5 separate regions of the Homo sapiens genome follow, and all the other regions are linked to region 3. A link is a contact called in ENCODE Hi-C or POLR2A ChIA-PET data. All regions are on one chromosome and are shown on one strand. The core of a region is the stretch at or near the end of the contact, and the rest is flanking DNA. Distances in the headings are between cores, read along the strand shown.

Region 1 (3,515 bases), core at 721-3,220, 1.1 Mb before region 3:
CAACCAAAGACGCCCGGTCACTCTGATGATGTCAACTGTCTGGCTCTGAGATGGGATAAATGAGGTGACCCTCCACACTCCAGGGACTTCAGCAAAGCTGTTCCTAGTTCCATGGAGGCGAATGAGACTGAATGGCAGGACAAGGAGCCCCTCAGTGTGGGGTGAAGAGATGAGAAGTCTCAGACAAGAGGCTTCCTGAGGAGCCTGGGTCAAGGGCACTGTGATGGGGCATTCTTGGTGGAACAGGTGTATCAGTGCCCCTCCCCCGCAGATGGATGCCCATGCACTGCAGTGGGTAGCTGGAGTCTTCAGTTAAGAAGCTGCCCAGCACAGAACTGGGTCCCCCTTCATGCCATAGTCTGCTTCCTCCCTGACCTGTGGAGAAGGAGCCTCTTTCCACTGCCATCCCAGACAGTCAGGCACAGCTCTTACAGCTCTAGTCACCAATGAAGAGCAGAGGCCTGGCCCCACATTCACACTTGGCTCCTTGTCCTGGGCTCCTGGAGTGAGCTCAGTTCTGTTCTCAGCTCAGCTCCTGCTGCCAGCTCAGAATCTCTGTGTCCTGAGGGGCCACAGGTTTCCCAGGCCCTCCCCATGATACTGAGCCTCCTCACTCTGTTCCTGGCCTACAGAGATTTCCATGTCCTCTTTCTTTCCTTCTTTCCTTTCTTCCTTTCCTTCTTCCCCCAATCCCACCTTCCTTTTTTCCTTTCCTTTCCTTTCCTTTCCTTCTTTCTTTCTCCTTTTTTAATCATGGTTTTCCTCTAAAGAAGTGTTTCTAAAACCCACGCCCACCCTTCCACATCTAGCTCAGTTCCTTGGTTCAAGGTTTTTCTCCCTGGGCCCATTATCAGTTTCCTAACAATTTGCCATTTCCCACCTCTGCTCTCTCAAATCTGTTAGGGAACGACTGCCAAGTGCAGTCTTCTCCAAAAGTGGTTCTGCTCATTGCATGTCCCTACTTAAATGCCCTTGATGACCCCCATTAAAGACATTACTATTTAAGCTGTGTTGAGGATCCCCAAGTGGAGGTATGTAAGTGAAATATCAATCCAGAGTTCTAATTTGTGCAATTTTTCTCTCTGGGCAAATGCACTTGGCCCACCAGGGTCCAAGTTGCAGAAAAGTCTTAAGAGACTGAGTACAAGATAGGAGATAAATGAACAGGTGTTGGCTTTTGGCCACCAAGCCTGAGAACCCTTAACCCAAGTGACCATTCCTAGGTGAGGTGCTGGGGGAAAAGAATGTATTCCCAGGGGTCAGAGATTCAGGATGCACAGGTTTCTTCTAGGAACAAAGGTTGCAGGATATTTGACTATAATATAGTGCAGAGTCACCTAAATTGTCTTCCATCTAAAATCCCTCAAACCTACCATCCCTTTTAGTGCCAGCTTTCTGGGCTAAAAACTGAAGGGATGAGCAGGGTGTGGTGGCACATGCTTGTAATCCAGCCACTTGGGAGGCTGAGGTGGGAGGATCACTTGAGCCCAGAAGTTTGAGTCCAACCTAGGCAACATAGTGAGTGAGACCCTGTCTCTAAAGTATATATATATATATATATATTTAAGTAAAGGGATAAGAAAGTCAAGTGAAAGATGAGAAACATCCAAGCTGCTCTCGTAGAGGTGATTGTCAGACCCCGGGCGTTCCTTTGCCGCAGTCAGCAAGAAGACAGAGTAGTCCAATTCTCAGCAGCCGGAAGGTGCCTCAGCACCACAAGCCAGGCCCCTGAGTCAGAGGAAAGACCAAGGCTGAAAGGAGAGAGAAGAATGCGTTTGCTGTAGAGTTCACCTGTGAAGCACGCCAGGGAGCCCTTATATGGAAAGGCAAGATTATAGGGAGGCGCTTTTCTAGATGTCAGTTTCATTCTAGTGACAGCTATCCCTCATTTACATATTCAGGCCGATAACCTAAGGGAAGGTAAATTACAGCTGACTCATTTGTAAATTGAACAGAGAAAGTCCCTTCTCCTTAGCCAGCACTCACATTTGGCCCCTAGCCATCAGACCAAGCATGAACTGTTCACCTCTTGGTGAACACACCCTAAACATCTCTGCCATTGCACTTTTGCTCATGCTATAGTCAGCTGGGTGCCCTCCCTTCCTCCACTTCTCTGGCCTTCATTTTAAAAATATCACCCATCCTTCAGGACCCAAGTGAAATGCTACTTTGGACATGAAGCTTTCCGTGATTGTTTCGTCCTAAATGATTTTCCTCTCCTGGGTTCACGTGGCCCTTTCAACTTGCATTTTGTTCATTTTGTTTTCCACCACATCCTACTTTGTGATGGAGCTATTTGTGTGGGTCTGAGGGCACCAGTGACTTCCAAGTGGCTAATCCCTGTCCTTATCTTTCTTGGTGTCTTAAAGGTATTTCTTTCTTTTTTTTCTTTCTTTCTTTCTTTTTTTTTTTTTTTTTTTTTTTTGAGACGGAGCCTCACTCTGTCACCCAGGCTGGAGTGCAGTGGTGTGATCTTGGCTCACTGCAACCTCTGCCACCCAGATTCAAGTGATTCTCCTGCCTCAGCCTCCCGAGCAGCAGGGATTACAGGCGCCTGCCGCCACAGCTAATTTTTGTATTTTTAGTAGAGATGGGGTTTCACCATCTTGGCCAGGCTGGCCTTGAACTCCTGACCTCATGATCCACCACCTCAGCCTCCCAAAGTGCTGGGATTACAGGCATGAGCCACTGCACCCAGCCTTAACGGTATTTCATACTCTTAAATATACTTTCCCTCTTAAAATTCTTATCACTTCGGCATCTGTATAGACATCTGGGATCTTGCCTGCCTGGCTTCTTCTCAGTTTCTTCAGGTAACAGCACCCTGATTTTCTTTTGAGGAACCATTCCTTTCCCAACTTTCAGTCTATGTGAAGTGTGGGTAGAGCTGATGTCAACCTCTAGCTCAGAGATGGGCATCTAGCCTAAGCTAGGCTAACAATAGTCACACCTGGTGTGGTTGCTGGAACCAATCGAAGAAGGACATTTCTTTACTTTGGGTAGGATGTAAACCTGAAGCCTCTGCTGGTGACCCTATCAGGCCACCACATGGGAATATCCACCTGGCAAAGAAGCCCATCCAGAAGGAGACAGAACTGAGAGATGGGGGGAGAGGCTGTTTCCCAAGGAGCTGGATGTTTGAGCTCTTGAACCCAGGCATATCTGACCAGTCCTGATTTCAGGCTATAGGAGCCAATAAATTATTCTTTTTTTGGTTACATCAATTGAAGATGGATTTCAGTAATATGCATTTGAAAGATTCCTAATTCAGCCTCTAGTATACTACACTCTTCTGCCTTTCCACCTACCTAGCTGTTCCTCCTCAATCTCCTCTGCAGACAAATCCCCCTCTCCTCAGACTTTAAAGGTCATAATCCATCAAAGACTGGTCCTAGTCTCCCTTGTTTTCCTGCTCTTTATATCTCCCTTGGCAATTCCAACCACCCATGATTTCAATCACCATCTCAAAATTCACAGCTAATTTAACCCAGGTCTCTCTAAATATGTACATGCAT
Region 2 (3,592 bases), core at 915-3,414, 1.4 Mb after region 3:
GAAATAACAGTTTCCAAAGTACCATCCGATCAAGCCTTCCCATATTCTCCTGAGATTCCTTTCACTACTGCTCAAAGACTTGGGGGTCTGGAGTCTTTTGTTTTTGTGTGTTTGGTTATTTACCATTAGATGGTAACATAGGGATGGGCCCTGGCTATATTTCCACTCCTTGTTCTTGCTCCTGCATAAATCATGGAAATCCTCACCTTAAAAACTTCTTTTGACCATAACCTTGACTTCATTGTGAGGCATTTAGAAAAAGGCGTGGCCTATCCAAGTAAAGGGCAGGTACTCAGCTTACCCACCAGCTACAACTTGTCACAAACTGACACATAACCTGGCTCTCTATCCATCTCCATTGGTTTTTACACTCACTGAGGAAGCATCATGGTATACCAGAAAGTCTAGGCTTTGGATCAAACATATTTGGATGTCAATTCCAGCTCCTGGATCCAAACATATTTGGATTTAAATTCCTTGAGTAAATTACCCCCATCTTCAAATCTGTTTCCTCAATTAGAAAGGGCTGTTAGGAAGAGGCAATGCAAAACGAGCACTTAGTGTGCTGTGCCAGGCACATACTAAGCGTGTAAAGGATGTTAGCTATTATTATTGTAATTTACTTCATAGGGATGCTGTGCGGAATTAAATGAGATGACATCTGTGGAAGGCCAGGCCCATTTGGAAGAGCTCAAAAAACACTAGCTCCTTTCCTCTTAAGAACAATTAAGTTCTTTCCAAATCTGCTTAGGTTTCAGGTGAAGACCTTGGATTTGAATCCAAGGTGCTTCCCTGCAGCCACTTAACGATACACACCTCTCCCTGTGCCTGCAGCCCCATAGGGGGAGCATCCTAAACACCTTTATGACATCTTTCCCCCTCCCCACCTTAAGTCCAGTTCTGTTGGGTCTTCTTCACCTCACTGTCTGGCCCTCTCTTCGAATACTGAAATGTTTTCCCAATGTCTTCCCTCCTGATTTCTAGGTTGGATCATAAACCTTGCCCTTAGCCCACCCACTCCTGTTTCCTCCTCTACTGCTCTGTTCTCTCCCGTCCATCCCTGAGGGGCTCATTACCCAAGCACCATTTACAATGACAAAGCAAATGCACTGCATTTAGATTGATTTTTGTCTTAGTCAAACTGGGGTACATTTGTAATACAGAAAAGGATTGGTGTGTTTCATCACAAGGAATTAAAGCTATTATCTCACAAATCTGATTGATGTGAGCAGCCAAAACAAATATGTTGAGTAATTTCTTCCCTTACTAACTAGTTCTTTGCTTGAATCTTCCAGTTAATAGTTACGCCTGGCAAATTCTCAAATGGTATATATTATATTCATCCCAGCACTTGCGTTCTGTTTTGGATATGATTTTGAAAGAAGACATCTTAGAGAGTAAATTCTTGAGGAAAGGACATAAATAGATAAATACCAGATATAAATAGATAAACATGAATAAAAATGCATATTTCAGAAACATTGTAAAAAATAACAATAATAATAATAATATAATGGCTGTAATTTTTCAAACATCCTCAGACCACAAAGGTAATGCAGAGGGAAAATAGGCGTATTTGTTTTCCTCTTGCCTTATGGCTGAAAGAGCAAAGCATGCATGATTTTTATGACCTGGCTAGTGATGTGTCCCTTCAGGGAGCTATTAACTCTATCCTTGTAGATGGTGCCTGATCCCCTTCAAAATTAGAAATTGCTTAAAACCAGAAAAAAAAAAAGCATTTCATTCCTAAATAGGCCATTAGTGATATTGGATAGTTTGTTATGCTGTAATGCAATATTGAAATTCCTAGAGGCAATGGATTTTCAGTAGTGAATTAAAAAGACCAAACTAAACCAAGTATTTGAGGAATGAGTGAAAAGAATCTTGGGTAGCTAACTATTTTATAGGTTGTGTGTCAGCAAGTGACCTTTTGAAAATAAAATTATTAACTCTCCCCAGAGAACTAAATGCAAATTGAGCCCAGCTGGATTGTGTGGTAGGTATGAAAACATATCTATTTTGATGCAGGGGAGCAGGGGGTGGACATATATGTCACGAAATGTCAGAATAATGACCATCACCCTCAACAGAAAGTAAGTGGACTAAAAATAGCAACATACAGTTTTGGTTCTTAAAAATTATCAGCAAAGATGCAAAGGGTAATGACAGCAGATGTGTACAGCAGGGTTTTAACCTGAGTATGTGCCTGGACATGCTGTGCTGCCTCACTGCACAGCTAATACAACCTTTGACAACCTTTTCCCAGGAATGCAGAAGTCCAAGAATAATGCACATAAACTAAATAGCATCATTTCGTAGCATAAGTTAAAGGGAAGCTAATTTACTGGCTGCATGTTACAATAGATAAAATGAATTTCATTGTCTCCATGCCTGTACCTATCATCAGGCTTAATGTAAATACCCCTTTGAAGGACTATAGCTATCAGACGTGACATTAGAGTGATTCACAAACAGCTCTAATTACATAAGTACAAAACTATATTGTACTTACAGGCTTGCAGATACTAACTAATTTCTCATCATTTGCATCCAAAAACCCTGGTAAATTCCCTTTTCCTGAATATAGTATCTAAATTTTAAATGTGTAGGAAAAGTCACTATTCTACTAAGTGTATCTTTCAATAGATACTTAATTTCCTTTCTGAAGTTACTGTAATTATTTCAGGAATTGAGCCTTTTTGTCCTAGAATTTTTGTTCTCATCAGGATAGACAAGCTCTCCAAGGACACGCTGATATTTCTCCTGGCTAACCTCTGGGGACATTATCAATGCATGGTACAGTAAGTTAATATTTCACCAAAGGTTAAAAAAAATAGAAGAATACAATTTGAGGAGAGGGGATTGTTAAGAATCATATTCAGGTTAAAATATTACATTCATAGGAACTTTAAAAATTTTAAATCAATATAGATGATTTCAACACAGTATATAAATCAAAGCCCTCCTATTTATTCCCTGGCCTGATTGATAGGGTTTCTCTATTAAAATTGCCCATTCCATCCCAAATATGGATAATATATAATTTGAAGTTGAAATCAGGTCCCTTGAGTTTCTTGAGATTGGATAAATGTCTGCAAACATCAACAAACAGGCCTTAAAGTAAGGCAGTAATCTATAAACCATCCTGATGACTTGTCAATAGGAGGAGGGAGACAGGATGAGACTGTAAACTCAGCAACCTCTTCCTGACCTTAACCCTCCCCCAACCTCTGAAAAGTAATGAGGACTGTTCCTTGAGCCTTTGTTTGAGGAAGCTGAGAATAAGAATTGTGAGCTCCTGTATTCCCACAGAGACTTAAAGTATCCACAACCCCTTCAGTTCAAAATTGCTTTATATTTGGTGACCTGAGGTTCAAGTAGATAAGTTTTGCTACATTCAAGAATGCAGAAATAATTCACCCTGTCACTGCACTGAGCAAGACAACCAACCAGGGCTGGTGTGGCCCAGGAAAGGTCTAGGGAAACAGGGAACCGAGGATGTATTTCAAGGGGGCAGGTGGACTGGGGAACAGGAACTGTTTGAATAATTTTCAGAGACTCTGAGATTTTAGCTGCCACCAAAATGAGAAAA
Region 3 (3,408 bases), core at 456-2,955:
TTATTCCTACTGAACCAGTCCTATGGGAGAAGAGCCCCAGGGAGCAGTGGAGGTGGTGGTGGCTAAAGGAGAGCCCCAGAGGACAACTGCACCCAGAGATTGATGGACCTTGGAGGCTGAATAGCAAAAGGCTTCTAGTACTCAGCTATCAAATAGGAACGCATTATATACAGCACCTGCTTTGCAGGCCTTGCTGTGGTAGGGCCTACTGCACAAATTAGGGGCTTTTGTAGAGCTGTGGCAGGAGAGGGTGTCAAGTGTCAGTTAATCTGAAGATTCAACACAATGAATGAATGAAGCAGCATTGGAGTTTGGTTTTGTTTGCATATCTCAGTCAGTCAGATTATCAGTTTACTATACAGAAAACAACATCAGGGAATGATTTAAAATATACCATCTAATTTTAGATATCCTTCACTTTTTTACTCCCAATTTCATCAAGAAACTCACAGATTTAGATTAACTTTAACAATAGAAAACAAATCAAATTTAAGAGTTTATGTCTTTATATAACAGAATAAAACTTGCCCAACCTGATTAACCCTTTCTATCCTCCCCACCTTCCCAATCCCTCCCTCCTTTCCTTTAGTAAGGTCCCTACTCCTTAAGTCTTTTGAACTCAGTCCTCTCTCGATCCCACACATTGGACAATGAAGCAGTAAGTGTGTCCTTTGAAGTTTAACCTTTCATATTTGTATGCTTTCCCTCACATTAAATGTAATTCCTTTTTTTGACAGCTTTTACATCTAAACAAACCAAAAAAAACAAAACTCCTGCAATGCCTAAAACATGTCGTGCACCTAACACACTACCCGAGAAAAAAATTGTTATGAATATCCAACTCTGGCCAGAGCCGTGGCTCACGCCTGTAACCCCAGCACTTTGGAAGGCCGAGGCGGGCGGATCGCTTGAGTCCAGGAGTTCGAGACGAGCCTGGCCAACACGGTGAAACCGTGTCTCTAACAAAAATACAAAAAATTAACCGGGCATGGTGGCACACACCTGTGGTCCCAGCCACGCTGGAGGCTGAGGTGGGAGGATCGCTTGGGCCCGGGAGGTAGAGGCTGCAGTGAGCCAAGATCGCGCCACTGCATCCCAGCCTGGGCGACAGAGCGGTGACACCGTCACACACACACACAAAATAAAAAATAAAAAAAATCCTATTCCATTTCCTTGTCACTGGCTTTCCCCCTCCTCACTTAACCCCCGCCCCTCGCAACAGCAACTGAATCTAAAAACAAAGCCTTTCCCAGACCCTGCGGGACCGCGCGCGGGCAGCCGGCTGCGGACAGCTTTGCAGCCGGAGCCCGGCGCCCCCTCCGAGCTCTCGAGGGCCCGGGGGTCCCGGACCTCGCCTACAGCGGGCAGGGCCGGGACGAGAGGACGAGGACGCCGCTCGCTCCTGCACCTCCCCAAGCCGGCTTCGCCGGGCGGGCGGCGGCTGGGTAGTGACCGACCGCCACGAAGCTACTGCCACGTCAGGGCAACTTCACAAATCCCGGACGAGGGCGGGTGACGCAAGCCGGGCGGCCGCGGCAGGGCTGGGCCTGCGACTACCCGAGGAGGCTGACCTCCAGCCCGGGCGCCCGGTTCAGCGCCGCCCCGGCCGGCGCCGGTGCCTGCCAGGCACTCAGGGAGGCGGGGGCGCAGTGGAGGAGGCGGCGCCATCGCGAAGCGAGCGCCTCGCCCGCACTCAGCCTTGCCACCCCGCCCGCAGTCCAGGCTGGACTGGGCGGCATTTGCCGAGGCTCCTCGGCCAGGCCCCGTCCGCCCGAGCCGCGCTGAGACCCGGGCAGCGGCCGCGTGGAGAGGAGGTGGCAGCGGCCCGGGAGGCCGGAGCCAAGCCAGCGACCCACCATGGAGACCCGCTACAACCTGAAGAGTCCGGGTGAGCAGGGCTGGGGCCCCTGGGCGAGGAGGGCGGAGTGACCCTGGACCCCGGGGTGGTCGCCGCCTCGGTCCCCTCGCGTCTGGCGCCACTCGCGGCTCAGCTCCTGGTTTCGCGCTCTACGCGAGACCGCCGCCTGCCCGGGAAGTACAGGCCGCAGGGCGAGGTGGCCGGGTGGACGTCCGCTGCCAATCCCCCGGCCGGCCAGCGCGCCCCGCAGCACCCAGCCTCTCCCTTTTCTCATCTTCGCCTGGTCCCGTAGAGCTGGGTCAGAAACTCATCCCTGAGAACAGGTGTAAAGGTGATGTCGGTGGGCGATAGTCATCAACCCCCTCGCTGTACCTGGTCGCTATTCCCTCCCTGTCGCTGCCACCGGACTTCTATTTACTTCTATTTACTGCCGGCTGATTTACTCACATTTGAGGAGTTGGTCGTTTAAATATCCTATTTGCAGCACTTGGGCGAATACAATTACAGACATAAAGGAAATGTTCTGTAACTAAACCAGTTAACTATAGAGCTAAAGCAAAACAAAACAACAACAAAAAAACACCTCGTTGAGCCCTGTTCTTGAGAGCTAACCTTGATTTTTGCCAGACTGGCTAATATGAAATGTATCTGTATTCAGTCGTAGCGATTCCTTTCCTGCATTTAATGATCCTGCTTTATATTTACACAAGCAGTCCCAGCAATCCTAGCCTCTAATTACTTTCTGGTGCATTATAAAGATAAGCAACTAGCTTTCTCAGCTTAATAAAACAGGCTTGAAATGAATCATTGGATCCTCTAAATGGTATTTTTTCTATCTGTACCTTGATACATTTTGTCAGGGGGAAGAAACTCCACAGTTAACTCTGCATGATAAACTCTAGGATATTAGTGATGATTTCACCAACTTTTGCTGTTGCTTAAAATTTCCTTCCAAAAAAAGCTGTTTCTCAGTAGGAATTAGCAAGACTAGCATCCTTGTGGAAAGAGTTGACACTGTGAATCTTTGGGTTTTTTGTAAGGTTTCAGAATATGCAAAAACCCCAGAAAAGCCTGAGGATATTGATTGGAGGGAGCTTTGTTAGCCTGAGTGCTGTCAGGCTAAGAAATGTCCTTAGGTGACCAAGTGTGTAGAACTGGTCATAATATTTTAGGAGCCACTGACTCCTTAAAAAAATCTGATGAAGACCTGGCACGGTGGCACACGCTTGTAATCCCAGCACTTTGGGAGGCTTGAGCCCAGGAGGTGGAGAGCAGCCTGGCCAACATGGTGAAACCCCGTCTCTACTAAAAACACAAAAATCAGCCGGGCATGGTGGTGGCGCACTCCTGTAGTTCCAGCCACTCGGGAGGCTGAGGCAGGAGGATGGCTTGACCCGGGGAGGAGGTTGCAGTGAGCCGAGATCGCGCCACTGCACTCCAGTGTGGGCGACAGAGCGAGACTCCATCTCAAAAAAAAAAAAAAAAAAAAAAAAAAAAAAGAGAATCCCGGGGTGGGGAGGGAGGAAGAAAAGACCAAAGAGAAAGAGGGA
Region 4 (3,740 bases), core at 79-2,578, 1.4 Mb after region 3:
AACTCAGAGAATGGAGTGACTGCACAAAGGACCCAGTGGTGACTGGCAGAACCGGTACTGTGAATCAGCTGTCTTTGAGCCTGGAATTATATTCTTCTGGAAATGCCTCTCTTTACCCAGGCCAGGCAGTTCCCAAACAATTCCCCAAAAGACGCCAGATTTGTGAACAGATATTGGTTGACTAAAACATGTTCCCCCTACAGGAAAAACAACTCCAAGTGCATGCCTTAATGACAGTGCTTCTGCAGTGTCCCCGCTGTACCTGGGGACAACATACTATCCACAATGGATAGTATGTACTGAATACCTACTTTGTGCAAGGGACTAAGCTGACAACTCTGTATACAAGAGCTCATTTAATCTTATTATTATTCCTGTTTTATACAAGGTTAAGTAACTTGCCCAAAGTCACAGCCAGAACTGGGACTTAAACCCAGATCACTCAACTCCAGAATCCATGTTTCATGACTATTTTCCTAACCACTGTTTTTCACTGCCTCTCCTTGAGGGAAATAAATCAGTGGGCCCTGGTATCTGAGAAACGCCACCACAAGACAGCCAACCTCAGCGCTTTGTGGATTTCTCTAATTCTAATTTCTAGTCCCTGTTTTTGTCACCTGTGTGAGTGGTAACGGCCTGAAGCACTGGTATTACTAAGACAGGTCCCCCATCCCCTAAGCAATCTTGAGGGCTGTGACGAACTATAGATAAATGAGGGTAGGTTGAGCACTTCGAATTGGAACGCATGAAATTGGTTGGATTTGTAATCAGATGAGAGAAAGCAAAGGCTTTAGGAAAGCCCACTTTTCCCCGTAGTCCCTTCTCATGGCCATGAGGCATCATCAACTCTTAATGGAAAGGGTATAAATGCTGGAGTTGGGCAGACCTCAGGTCAAGCCCTGGCTCCACTCCTGGCCAGCTGAGTGACTTGGGCCAGGTAACTTCATCTCCCTGAGCCTCAGTCTCCTCATGTGTAAAGTATGTGCACCAGTAGCTAGCAGAGGGCTGGGAACACGGATGGAGATGATCCACAGGAAGCACCTGGCACTATGTCTGGCACGTGGGAAAGGATCAAGTACATATTAGCTAAAAATAAAACTGAGAGCATGGTTTCAGGGCCGTTGGGGATTCCCCAGTCACCAGACTGTGACCATCTGCCCCGATGCTGCATGTGGGATCCTCCAGATCCTACACTGGCGTTGCATCCCTGTGTCTGGCAGGACAGGTGGCTTTTCCTAGCCACCTCAGGAGAGTACATTTGTCACCACGGATGCAAACCCTGGAAGCCAGTGCAAGCTGCTTGCTACAGCACTGGTGTGGCCAGGCCCCTGCTCTGCCAGAACTTGCTTCTAGTGAGAAACCTCATTTCTCACCCCATGGTCAGGTGGACTGTGGTGGGAGGAAGAGGTTGGGAGCAGAAAAGGTGACAGTTCTGGTCTCAGAGTTGATGGCTTCAGATCCCGCAGGGGTTCAGATGCCTTCAGATTTATAGGCCCATAACAGCAGAAAGCTGCCTCCTGGCTGAGCCTGGTGCTGCTTTTGGGCCCGGGGGGCTCCTGGCTGATACTGTTTGTGAACCTCTTTATCTCTCTAATGCCATGTTCTCTAAATCTTGGTATTAGAACGATGAGAAAGGGCGGAGGAGGGTGATTCATGCCCTGGTTACACTGACAACGAAATTCATCGAAATCAAATTTCTCCTAAGCATGCTAACAACATCCCGGCTGGTGCCTGCCTCGGCTGTAGGTCTGGGTTTGTTTGGTTTCTACAACAATTTTTCTTTTTAATGTCATTATTTTTATTATTTCGCCTAATGTTTTTATAATGTGCTTACTGTGGAGGTTGTTCCACAGAGCCCGCCAGCTCTCTGGGGATAGGGTGGGCCACGCTTGGTAACCCCAAAGGCTGCTGTTTTGCACAACCCTCCAATCACTGAAGGAAATAGAGTCTTCACCCTCCCCACTTCCCTAGACCTGTCTTGACAAGGAATCAAACACTAACCATAGAATTACTAACCTGTTCAACCCCAGTCTGAGCAAAGCTCCAATATTAACTGATGAACCCAACCAACCCTCCCCTTCTTCCACCCACCTTTTATTCTCCCAGTTAAGCATCTCTGGTTGCATCAGTCCTTTTTTCTATGTCATGGCTTCTGGCTCCACTTCTGCCATCCTGCCCTGGAACATCATCCCCTGCCCTATTTGCCCATATCCCTCTTAAATGTGACATTGATTAAGGGATGAATAAATGATACCACATCCATATTTCTGGAACATTAAGCATTTTAAAATTAATTTTGGAGAGGTGTCAATGATGTATCCTTAAGTGAAGAAAGATGGAGAAAATGGGTTTGTCCACTTTATGAAAAACCAAAAATCCCAACAAAAATCTTATATACTTGTGGGTTTGTTTTGATATGTTTGTCTCAGCATGAGTAACAGCACAGAAGGATACACACCAAGTTGTTAACATGTGTTATCTGTTTTGGGGGATGTTAGAAGGAAGAATTTTTTTTAATATACCTATAATGTTTCATTACCTGCAGTTAACTCTTGTTACTCTGATTTATTTATTTATTTATTTATTTTTGAGACAGGGTCTCACTCTGTCACCCAGACTGGAGTGCAGTGGAGCAATCTCAACTTAGCAGAACCTCAGCCTCCTGGGGCCAAGCAATCTTCCCATCTTAGCCTCCCAAGTAGATGGGACTATAGGTGTGCCATCACACCTGGCTAAATTTTTTTGGTATTTTTTGTAGAGATGGGGTTTCACCATGTTGCCCAGGCTGGTCTCAAACCCCTGGGCTCAAGCAATCCACTCACTGCAGCCTCCCAAAGTGCTGGGATTGCAAGTGTGAGCCATCACGCCTGGCCTCTGATAATTTTTAAGGAAGAATTTAAAATTGTTTTCAATCCATCAATCATCAATCAATCAATAACATGTTTGTATTTTTATCTTCAATGTGATAGACACTCGGAGTCCTGCAGATGTGGGGATCTGTTCAGGGCCTCTATTCATGCAGCCTAATTTGCATCACCTTCTTCGTTAACTCATGGTAGAGCCGACATCTACTAAAAGTCCTTAGTTGTTTTCCCTAGAACTGCTACAAAGAAAAGTCTCTCCTCCTATCCTATATACTTTTGAAGCAGATTTTTATTTACCCAAGTACAAGACCTTAAGTTTCTTATTAAATTTTTTTCTGTTGGTTTGGCTTTTTGTTCCAATTGTCAAGATCTTTTTAAAATCTGCTCTTCTTATCTAGCCTATTAGCCGTCCTGCCCCGCTTTGTGCCAACTGCAAATTTGATCAGCAGGTCTCTTAAGTCTTGATCCAAGTCCCTAATGAAAATGTTCAACAGGACAGAGCCAAGGACACAGTCTTGCACTGCCCATTTTCAATAAATAAATACAAATATTTTTTGTTTGTCTTTCGGTGTGTTCCCTTCATTATGTACAAGGCTCCTAATAAACAAAGAGGTTTGTGCTAGGCAAATCAATAACCATCACCATTATCTGATCTAGTGATAATAGCAGTAAACACTAATCACAATCCAACTTGAGCCAACCTAGAAGCACAGCAGCATTAGTCAGAGTGATGGAACATATGGCTGTGTCCACATCTGCTCTGAGGCATCCAGATGGAAGAGGAGGTGGGCCAGGGGGCAGGGGTGAGTGAACAGTGGGGTAGGAAGGAGAGAGGAGGGAGCAGACAGGTGAAGGCTGACAGGGGAGTGGGGCAGG
Region 5 (3,327 bases), core at 415-2,914, 1.2 Mb after region 3:
CTCTCTCAATGGAGTCAAATGGTCATTTGCTTGACGGAAATACTTCTAGTCTAAAGCAGTCTAGGGGGATTTTCAAAAACTGCACTAGTGCTCTGCGGGAAGCCTTTGTACGATTTGGCCTGACGTTTCCAAAACGGTTTTACAGCCTTCCCTCCTCCAGGACCTTGAACTCAACAATCTTCCTTCTTTCCCTGAGAGGCTCGCTTTCACAGATTCTCACCACGTAGTTCAAATATAGGGTCCAGATATAGTACGGTTGCTGTTGGGGTCTGATCAGGGGCGGGAAGACCTGGAGGTCGGTAAAACGGAGCGGTGCGGGATGATGTCTGGGAACACCGGCAAGGTGTCATAAAATGAACGCCAAGGCGGCCACAAGAGGACGGCCGGGAACCGAACCCAGCGCCCAGCACGGGGCCCTTGTGGCCGACGTGACGTGGCTCCGTCAGGTGGAAACCGTGCGATCCTCTCCCGATCCAACTCACGAGAGATAAAGATGTCTAAATAACCACGACCGCCGCCGCACACCCTGCAGGGCCCCGGGGGCGGAGGGGAGGGGAGCGCCTCCTCGGCAGAAGCGGCGGCCCAGGCTTGTTTGGAGGTTCGCAATTCACCATGATAAATGTAAAGACCAATTAAGGTTTGATCCGTGCACACAGGAGGCAGACGGCGGCTGATAGTGGAAACAATTAACGAGCATGTCCCCTAATTCCTGCCGCGGCTGCTGAGCACACCGCGGCTCCCCAGGCGCCCGCCGCTGCCGCCCCCGAGTCCCAGAGCCCCCAGTCCGGCCCTGGAGTGGGGCGTCCTCCTCCAGCGAAAAGGTGCGAGGAGCGGGGCCCCGGGTGGCCGGGGAGGGGGCGCGCCGGGCCGGGAGGCGCGGAGCCAGCCGCCTACGGAGCCCAACTGTTTGCATCGGGGACCGGCGGGCGGGGCGCGCCCGAGTGGTCTCGCCGGGAAAGGGCGGCGGGCGCTGGAGAAGGCGCCTGGCGCGAAGCTGGGCGGCGCCCCGAGGGCGGAGGACAGGTGGCCGCGCGACCGCAGCCAGGTAGCGAACGGCTCGGGGGCTGCGCAGCGCGGTCCCAAAGCTCAGCCCGGCCCCGGGCCCAGCTCGCTGCCGCCTGCCACGGGAGCGGCCTTGCGCGGAGGGAGGGGGCGCGAGACCGCACCCCCGGGCCCGGCGCGCCTCGGCCTCTGGGCTCCCGCTCCCCTTCCCCTTCCGGCTCAGCCCGCTGCCCCAGACGTGACCCCCGCGGAAGGTGTTGGCGATGCGCGCTGCCCGGGAGCGTGTGATTAATGGCCCCGAGGTCGTGGGCGGCGCATGCACCAGCCCCTTCTTGGCCTGGTCAGGGTGTGAGGGTATCCGGGAGCACAGCGAGGTCATGGCAGCGGGGGCCTCCGGGAGCGCGGCGGCGGAGGAGGAGGAGGAAGAGGAGAAGTAGGTGACGCGGGCCGAAGAGGCTTGTCCCCTCTGGCCCCAGGGCTGGCGCCGCGGCGGGTCCCCCGCCCCAAGCAAAGTTTGGGGCTACGGGCGCTGCGCTCAGGTCCCTCCCCGCGCAGTTCCCTCGGCGGGGTCTGTGCCGCCGCCGCTGCCAGGGCAGGACAAAGGCTCATTAACACGTGATGGGACCGCGCTTCATAAATGGGACTGGAGCGAGAGGGAGCCAGAGACAGCGCGAGCGGAGGGAGCGGCAGGGACTGCGCGAGCGGGACGAGGCGACGGGCGCCCGGGCTGGCGGAGACGGGCGGCCCCACGCCGGGCCAGGCGGGGCTCGCGGGAGGACCCAGTGAAGAGCCTGGGAAGGGGCGAGGCTCGCCGGCGGTCGGAGCAGCGGGGCGCCAGTCCCGGTCGCTGTCGCGGGCGGGCGCTGGAGACCGGGACGCCGGCGCTCGGACGGACTGACTTGCTGACCGCCCGCCGGAGGCACACCCCACTCCACCCCACCCCGCCTCGCCAGCAGCCCGGCGCCGGCGCCGCCTCCCGCACGCTACTCCCTCTGCCACCCCTTCCTTCTCCACTTCTTTTCCGCCTCCGCCTCTTCTTGTCTCCCGCGGCGCCAGCGCCTTCCCTTGGCCCGGGCGGGGGCCTCGGCTCCCTGCAGAGCTCTCCGTAGTCAGTGGGGGATATTTCGTTCTAGCGGACAACCAGCCCCTGAGCTGGGCGAGAGGTGCCAAGGGAGCTTCTGTCCCGAGGACCAGGGGATGCGAAGGGTAAGACCTGGCAGAGTTGCGTTTGGAAATACTTTTTCCGCCTCCCGCCCCCTCGGGTACGACCAGTGTGGTCCCCAAGTGTCCTTCGTGGAGTTCTTATTCCGTGTGAGCGAATCGTGCGTCGGTGTTTACTTAGCTGTATGGCCCCAGCCTGTTAACTGTGATCTGTTCTACTTCTGGAGATTTCTACCATTTACTATTTATTGAATGTGTGTGCACCTGGCTCTGTATGCACTGATGTCTGTTTGTAGAAAATGGGTAATTGTGCATGTTTGAAAAACGGGCGCTTGAGTTGGTGCTGAATGCCTATAAACCATGTTAGCAGCTAAGTCTTCCCAGGGAAATACATCGATCTCTGCTGCAAGCCTAGAAACTGACTAATGTAAAATAGTAAATGTCATATAAAGAGATGTATGTCAAATAATAAACTTTTGATAAAAAGCTACAGGAACCACTTCTCTTTGAGGAAAAACAAATGTCCATGTAACTAATACCTAAAATTGAATGTTGATGGAACCGTTTAACTCAGAACTAGCTGTTAGATGACTAAAGTTAATGTTGCATTTTTAAAAGACATTTCTTGTTAAGGCTTACAAATCATAAACGGATCACCTCTCAAATAAAAATATGTTTGCTGTAATAGACATGAGAAACTGTCATTTGGTCATTTGGAAGTTTAAAAGCAACATGCATGTTTCTGATTTTAATAGATTGTCTCTCAGATATTTAAAATTGAACAGATAAAAAAACAAAAGAAATGTTTAGTAACGTATTAATCATTTTGCCTCCCATCTTTTTTTATTTTCCTCCAAATAAGTGCTATTCTTGCCTTTGTTGTTGATTTCCTGATATAGTAAGCCTCCTCGGGCATGTAATCCAATAAGAGATTAGAACAGATTTACTGGTTTTAAAGGTGTTGAAAGATATCTCTGTGGGTCCCATAACTTCTCCTCATTTTTATTACCAAGTTAATATCTTTTGAACAATGGGGGAAATGCAATTTCTTAGAGGAAGCTTAGCGGACACTGAGTATTAGTGGGGTCACCACTGACATCAATCTATTTTGCAGAATATTGAGAAGCTCAGAGCAACCAACCTTTAAGGTTCCCATAGGACTTT

The links. Hi-C counts contacts between places; a loop is a spot of excess contacts on that map. ChIA-PET counts read pairs that join two places held with the same protein, here RNA polymerase II (POLR2A). Pooled maps may share reads with other maps.
Region 1: a loop to region 3 is called in a pooled map, with 2.9 times the contacts of the local background. The contact joins the enhancer-like site here to the promoter of UBE2J1 in region 3. A Hi-C loop is called at or near these places in 5 of 50 pooled maps. POLR2A ChIA-PET finds 5 or more read pairs at or near these places in 3 of 52 experiments (MCF 10A, T-cell and activated T-cell).
Region 2: a loop to region 3 is called in a map of OCI-LY7, with 25 times the contacts of the local background. The contact joins the enhancer-like site here to the promoter of UBE2J1 in region 3. A Hi-C loop is called at or near these places in 1 of 168 maps with a recorded cell type or tissue (OCI-LY7), 3 of 37 single-sample maps with no recorded cell type and 5 of 50 pooled maps. POLR2A ChIA-PET finds 5 or more read pairs at or near these places in 1 of 52 experiments (OCI-LY7).
Region 4: a loop to region 3 is called in a map of B cell, with 8 times the contacts of the local background. The contact joins the enhancer-like site here to the promoter of UBE2J1 in region 3. A Hi-C loop is called at or near these places in 3 of 168 maps with a recorded cell type or tissue (B cell, OCI-LY7 and Ramos), 5 of 37 single-sample maps with no recorded cell type and 5 of 50 pooled maps. POLR2A ChIA-PET finds 5 or more read pairs at or near these places in 1 of 52 experiments (OCI-LY7).
Region 5: a map of OCI-LY7 shows a loop between it and region 3 (8-fold over the local background). The contact joins the promoter of CNR1 here to the promoter of UBE2J1 in region 3. A Hi-C loop is called at or near these places in 1 of 168 maps with a recorded cell type or tissue (OCI-LY7), 1 of 37 single-sample maps with no recorded cell type and 2 of 50 pooled maps. POLR2A ChIA-PET finds 5 or more read pairs at or near these places in 1 of 52 experiments (GM12878).

Annotation. Positions count from the first base shown.
Region 1 is chr6:90,409,911-90,413,425 of GRCh38, reverse strand. No RefSeq gene overlaps it. Among named protein-coding and RNA genes, the nearest start is that of MIR4464, 99 kb to the right of the region's middle. RefSeq lists enhancers at 1-608, 1,630-1,989. Within about 2 kb of position 1,970, at least 5 of the 41 ENCODE cell types and tissues checked have a DNase peak (open chromatin) inside an H3K27ac peak, as active enhancers do.
Region 2 is chr6:87,903,868-87,907,459 of GRCh38, reverse strand. All of the region lies in intron 2 of LOC101928911 (a long non-coding RNA gene), which reads right to left. Among named protein-coding and RNA genes, the nearest start is that of SPACA1, 140 kb to the left of the region's middle. RefSeq lists an enhancer at 2,007-2,256. Within about 2 kb of position 2,164, at least 2 of the 41 ENCODE cell types and tissues checked have a DNase peak (open chromatin) inside an H3K27ac peak, as active enhancers do; they include OCI-LY7, where a contact is called at or near this core.
Region 3 is chr6:89,351,019-89,354,426 of GRCh38, reverse strand. UBE2J1 (ubiquitin conjugating enzyme E2 J1) reads left to right here and starts at 1,705. Exons shown (of 8, transcript NM_016021.3): 1 at 1,705-1,888. The coding sequence starts at 1,858. RefSeq lists silencers at 1,244-1,343, 1,354-2,063, 2,094-2,153 and an enhancer at 1,450-2,399.
Region 4 is chr6:87,923,144-87,926,883 of GRCh38, reverse strand. No RefSeq gene overlaps it. Among named protein-coding and RNA genes, the nearest start is that of SPACA1, 120 kb to the left of the region's middle. RefSeq lists enhancers at 1,174-1,363, 549-1,638. Within about 2 kb of position 1,328, at least 5 of the 41 ENCODE cell types and tissues checked have a DNase peak (open chromatin) inside an H3K27ac peak, as active enhancers do; they include B cell and OCI-LY7, where a contact is called at or near this core.
Region 5 is chr6:88,164,684-88,168,010 of GRCh38, reverse strand. It overlaps CNR1 (cannabinoid receptor 1), which reads left to right and starts at 1,664. Exons shown (of 2, transcript NM_016083.6): 1 at 1,664-2,208. RefSeq lists silencers at 538-737, 808-1,247, 1,308-1,987.